Linked DNA regions of Mus musculus: region 1 is linked to region 2. The links are chromatin loops, found by intact Hi-C in ENCODE. Cell type or tissue: heart. All regions are shown on one strand. Links, peaks and the distances in the headings refer to the core of each region. The heading gives the core; the rest is flanking DNA.

The links. Peaks named below come from ENCODE experiments on the same cell type or tissue, not always from the same donor. Only the 100,000 strongest peaks of a DNase experiment are listed, where the experiment ranks them.
Region 1: it touches region 2 in a loop (2.7-fold over the local background); 7 of 42 quality-filtered maps call a loop at or near these places.

The regions. Positions count from the first base shown.
Region 1 is chr11:4,435,010-4,437,927 of GRCm38, reverse strand. Hormad2 (HORMA domain containing 2) reads left to right here. Exons shown (of 11, transcript NM_029458.1): 2 at 2,839-2,918. The coding sequence starts at 2,876. Among named protein-coding and RNA genes, the nearest start is that of Hormad2, 4.6 kb to the left of the region's middle. In heart, for the core only: a CTCF peak has its summit at 1,119 (motif pointing left); no DNase peak of the experiment used is centred there.
Region 2 is chr11:4,703,211-4,706,128 of GRCm38, reverse strand. Uqcr10 (ubiquinol-cytochrome c reductase, complex III subunit X) reads left to right here and starts at 1,785. Exons shown (of 2, transcript NM_197979.3): 1 at 1,785-1,972. The coding sequence starts at 1,823. It overlaps Zmat5 (zinc finger, matrin type 5), which reads right to left and starts at 1,473. Exons shown (of 6, transcript NM_026015.3): 1 at 1,408-1,473. In heart, for the core only: no CTCF peak of the experiment used is centred there; DNase peaks (open chromatin) are centred at 1,468 and 1,798; H3K4me3 peaks cover 2,421 bases; H3K27ac peaks cover 2,095 bases.

The DNA of each region.
Region 1 (2,918 bases), core at 149-2,648, 270 kb after region 2:
AAGACTACTAGGACAGAAACTTGAGGAATCCCAAGAAGGCAGGAGGAAAAGAGGCAGGAGGAAAAGGCAGGAGAAAAAGGCTGGAGGATGGTGGGAGGAGCCGAGGCTGGGAAACACCAGGAGAGGAAGACTTAATATGCAGGTGCTTTGTTTTGAAAGCAAACATACTTTCTTACATTAATGAAGTGTATATAAAAAACTGTTCTAAGTACCATATTAGTTTAATAGATTTAATGTTGAAATAACTGTGAAGTAGACACTGTTTTCTGTACAGATGGAGAAACTGGGGCCCACATCTTGTCCAAGGTTACATAGTAAACTGCCCACTGAGATGTGATCTTAGGTAGTTTGTTTCAGAAAGTTCACGTGTTTAAACCCTGGCCTATGTTACTATTCCAGGTGTACAGTGAGCAAGACCTGAAAGTTGGGTCTGTATTTATGGTTACAAAAACAGAAACCAAATCTCATAGGAATTAATTTAACCAGAGTTATACAACTGCTAGGTAATAGAATCCAAATTTGAACCCAAATTTCATAATTACAAAGCCTACTTTTGCTAGATTGCATTGTTGGCTGATTTTTCTTACATATCCATTTGTGTTGCATAAAATTGAATTTTACTTGTTTTATAAATATTTTTAAATTCCTTTTCAGATGCAACAGCCCTGGTAGAATTGTTTTTCAGTACTATAAATTTCATCTGGGTCATCCATATATTCTAAAAATGCAGGTACCTAACTACGTGGTGTTCTCATGGGCGGATGCCCCTGGAAATATCTTATGATCTAAAAAGATTGGCTAAAATCCTAGCAATATAAAAAGTGATTTAAAAACCATTATTCCTTCTATTACTGCTTCTCCGGTAGGAGGTTATATTCTAATGGGATAGAACTGGAACTTAAACCCTTATCGCTACTTTCCTTCTTCCTTCTTTCTTACAGTATAAAGGAGATGCTGTGAGTCAGACTCAACAGTTATACTCTAAAAGAAAACAGCCTTTAAAGACTACTCAAGGACCGCTAGGTAGATCTCAGTCTCCTGTAGAAATATTGTACTAGTGTCCCCTAGTGCTGCTTGAAGAAATAATCTAAGAGAAATTCAATAGTATCTGTTTATAGTCTCTATCACCACCTTGTGGCAATGTCTCCAAATAATTCTAACCTCTTATTTGCAAAAATCTTCCAGAATCTTGTCTTAATTGATAATATAACAGGTAACAGATTGCCCTGAGTGAGCCAGAATGGACTTTCTTTAAACAGGTTATTTCAAGTAAGGCCTCCGACTGAAATAAAATTAAGGCCTTCAGAAAGAAAAGGGAAGATTTACTTTAAAAAAATTCCACCGAAGCAAAAAAAAAGGGTGAATAAAAAATGTTTTCCCAGACTCGGCAGTATCGTTGTGGATTTCCCCACCTCCACTGTGTTCTTCATTGTGATCTATGTGCATACTGGGGGACTGACCATGTCAGCCATTCTCCATGTTTAGTCTAGTCATACTCAGCTGTCAGGTGACAATTGCTACCCATTTGCAGTTTCCAAAACATCTCATCATCATGAACAGAAACTCTCCTAGTAAACTGCCATTTCTTCTATCCCCACCCGAGTCCAGATAACCTCTCGTCTACTTTTTGTCTGTATATGTTTGCTTATATGTAGGTTCTCATATGTAAGCACATGTATTTGTCCTTCTGTATCTAGCGTTGTCTAATTTTAACCTAGAATTGTGCTTGCAAGGTTCATTTACATTGTGTCATGTTACCACAATTTCATCCTTTTCTAAAGATTGAGTAGCCCTTAAATATCACAAACACATTTTGTTTATCTGTTTATCTGCTCCTTTTTTTTTTTTTTTTTTTTTGAGATGGGGTCTAGTCCAGGCTGACAGACTCCTGTGCTCAAATGATTGCCCTGCCCCAGCTTGCACTGTAGGTGGGCATCCAGTGCATGCCACTGCCCTTGGCTGTGTGTTCGTTTGTCTGTTTGTCTGCTGATAGGCATTGGATCATCTCCACCTTTGACCGTGAAGAAGAGTGCTGCTGTGCCTGTGGGTGTACACGTGTTGGAGGCACTCCCTGCTCCTTCCTCCCTGTTTATTTCTTTTGGCTGTACACTTAGAAGTGGAAATGCTGGATACCGGTGTAACTGCTTAGAAATGTGAGGAACTGTATACTGCTGGGCCGTTTTACATTCCAGTCAGCAGTGGTGAGGATTTTAATTCTCCATCTCTTCACCAGCGCTTATTATGTTCCTTTTTGGAGAAAGTTTTGAGTTTGTAAACAAGTCTGAAGTTAACCTAAAAAATGTTCTGAGCCCAGCTGAACACAAGAAGACAGCTCCTCTTTGAGGGCACAACAAAGATGAATGGGATACATTGTTGAGGGCTTAGGTGACTTATAACTTAATTTTCTTCTGAGAATGTGTTTATGAATGAATAAATTATTTTATGATTTTATTGAGTTGATGAAATTTAATGCAGAGACTTTATGCCAGATTTAGTAAAAGCTTATAGTGAAAATTCAAGTGGTTATTAAAATTTGCTACCAAAATTACAGTTAACTTACACAGCTCTCATTTGGAAAATTCAAAATAAGAATTTTTCTAATTCAGATTCACTTTTGCAATTTTGATAGGGCTAAGAAGAACTATTTTAGCTCTGTTTTTCCTTTGTATTTACAAAATTAGGCTTGGTAAATTTTTCTTGTAACAGGACAGTCTGAGAAATTGTCTATACTTAACTGTAATTGATTTTAATTTTTGGTTTTAGGGTTCACTTACATCTTTGGAAAGACAAGATAGTAAGTATTATGTTAGGGAAAGTCTCTAATTTTTTTTTTAACAGGTTGGAATTGTTGAAAGAATCCTGATTCATTCTCACGATGGCTACTGCGCAGCTCTCTCACAACACCAGAACACTGAAGG
Region 2 (2,918 bases), core at 283-2,782:
ATTTCTGTGGGTACCGACATTCAGGAGCACATGTCACCCCCTAACCTCCCATACATATGCATAATTTAAAATAACCAAAACCAAATCTATAAACACACAATTTACAGGTCAGGCATGATAGTGCTTGTCTATAATTTTAGCCTTCCAGAGATAGCAGAGACAGGAGGATCACCAGGAGTTAAAAGTCAGGCTGATTTATGTAGCTGGTTCCAGGCAAGCCAGAGCAAGTGTAAAACCTTTTCTCCATACAAACAAACACAAACCATTTAGTCTCTGTAGTCAAATCTTAATTTATCTCTAGATGTTAATTCCTATTTTTGTTTCTTGGTTTGGTTTGGTTTTTCAGGACAGGGTTTCTTTGTGTAGCCCTGGTTGTCCTGGAATTTGTAAACCAGGCTGGTCTTGAACTCTGAGACCCACCTGCATCTGGAGTGCTGAGACTAAAGGCACCCACAACCGAGCCCACCTCTTAATTCTACCTTTCTTGCACACTTCTGCTAGCTTGCTCTGTCTATCCTACCTACCAAAATGCATCTCAAATCTGACCATTATTCTAAACCTCTCTACTCTAAATTACCTACCTCTGCAATTTCTTCTCTTCAGTTTTTGCTCTAGCAAGAAGTCAGAACGATAACATTAAAATGTAAATAGACCTCAAAGCATTCCAGCTTAAACCCATTCAGTGACTCCCTAGTGCAATTAGGAAAAGAATGACTCCTTACCCAGGACGGGATTCAAGGCCAGACTAGAGATGACTTCAGGCCACCTACTCATTAGAGGCCACTCTACACTTTCTCAAGCACCCCAGCAGTGCAGTTGCCTCTAGAAACATTATCCTGTTTACCCTGCTACAATATATTCAGTCCTCCATTAAGCGGCTACTCAGGTTTAAAGAGCAAGCAATCCGTCCAAGCATTTGGGTTTTCTCTTTTACAAAGTATTAGTTTCCAGAAGTGCTGGGCTTCCCCATCGCCCACGCACCACGGCCAGAGCGCTCCAGGAGAGCTGGGAACCTTTCTTTTACTGGGGATCATCTCAAGACCCCGAGGGGATACTCAGAAAAGTACGGTGCCTTTTACAACCAGGTCACCCATCTCCGAAGCCGGGGTTCTTGGCTTTAAAGCCTACGCTCTGGAGAACAGGAAGCAAGTGCAAAGCCACTTTCCCCCCTGAGACGTGGCTTAAGAGTTAGAACTGCAGGACCCGACTTTTGCCACCCCCAAACCTACATCTGGAGTAGGTTCAAAGGACGTTAGGCAGAGAGTCGAGATGCAGCCACAGAAACTCAGGTTCCCTGCCTCTGTATTCACTCCCCATGCCAGAAAAAGCGGATAGCGCGGACTTAGAATGAAATGCCTACTCTTCTGATTGGGAAAAGAGCCTAAAACTTGGACGCGGATGTCTCACCAAAGATACCTGGTTCCGGGCTCCTCCTCTTGAGTCCTCGCGTTGCGCTCTGCTCGCTGGGATTTGTAGTCCTTCCTAAGGTACCGAGAAGGCGGAATACGAAGGCGAGACAGCACTGGGGAAGATGGGTAAGCTAAGGGGCTTTCGGGACTTGTAGTTCAAAATAGCCAAACGCAGGAAATGGTTGAGGAGAAAAACTGAGAAATAAGTCTTATCAAATTTTGGTTGTGTGGAATATGAACATTGTAATAAACTGTTACCCTGTGCACATTATCAGTTTCTTTAATGGTTCAAAATGTCGACTCTGAGATACAGAGAAACTACAATTCCCATAAAGCAGGGCGCGTTGAAACTTTTGGAGCAAGACATTGGGTTCTACGCAAGCGCAGTGGCGCGAGTTCGGCAGTGAGGCAACATGTCGTCGCCGACGATCCCTTCGCGCCTGTACTCCTTGCTGTTCCGCAGAACTTCCACCTTTGCCCTCACCATCGCAGTGGGCGCCCTGTTCTTCGAGCGAGCCTTCGATCAGGGCGCAGACGCGATCTACGAGCACATCAACGAGGGGGTGAGGGCCTGGGCCATCCTGACCTTGGGCCCGCCTGAAGGGTGACTGGGAGGGAGGTAGGACGGAACTCAATCAAGTCTTACCAGGTCTGGGGTGAACTGTGCCCGTTAATACATCTATTTCTCTTGACATGGTGCGAGGCCTAATTGGTATGTCCTGTCACACAGTTCCACATATTCATTTGCGAAAGCTAACTCCTGACTCCTGAGACATCAGAGGACTTACGGGTCTGAACCACTCCATTAAGTCGGTGGTGAGTTGGAACTCCGACCCCTGCCGTCCTTGCTAGTTTCAAGGGCAGATTTCAGCAAGGCAGTCGTTAAAAGTAGGTCTCCTTAGACCATGTGGCTGACCTTTTAAAATTGATGTTTCAGTTCCGAAGGCCGCCCACGTAGGCTCTTTGGATTAAACGTGAAGACTATGAAACCTCAAGCCCTAACTGGCAATACTGGACTTAAAGCACTTAACCGTGGTATTGAATAAAGGTCATAGTGGATCAAAGATCCTGGGATACAGATGAGGTGCTACCGTTCATACTTAATGATACCACTGAAAGATAGCATCCTGGGAAAATGTGGGGATGAATATAAAGTAGGAAATGGCGAGCCCTCTTTGACTTAACTGTCCCACACTCTGTGCATGTTTTATGTCAAAGGTTGTGAGAGTATTGGGGAAGGTATGTTACTGATGGCCAGCATGTTCATCGACTGGTTTCTTTTTCTCGAGACAGGGTTTCTCTGTGTAGCTATTGCTGTCCCGGAGCTAGATGGTAGACAAGGCTTGGCCTTAGACTCACCCTCCTGCCTCTGCCACCTGAGTGTTGGGATTGTAGGCCTGAGCCACCACCGACCAGCTCCTTCACTGAGTGGCCTTCCTTCTTGCCTTCCTTCCTTTCTTACCTCTTTTGGTTTGTTTTTAAATTTTGTTGTTTTAATTTTATTTGCTT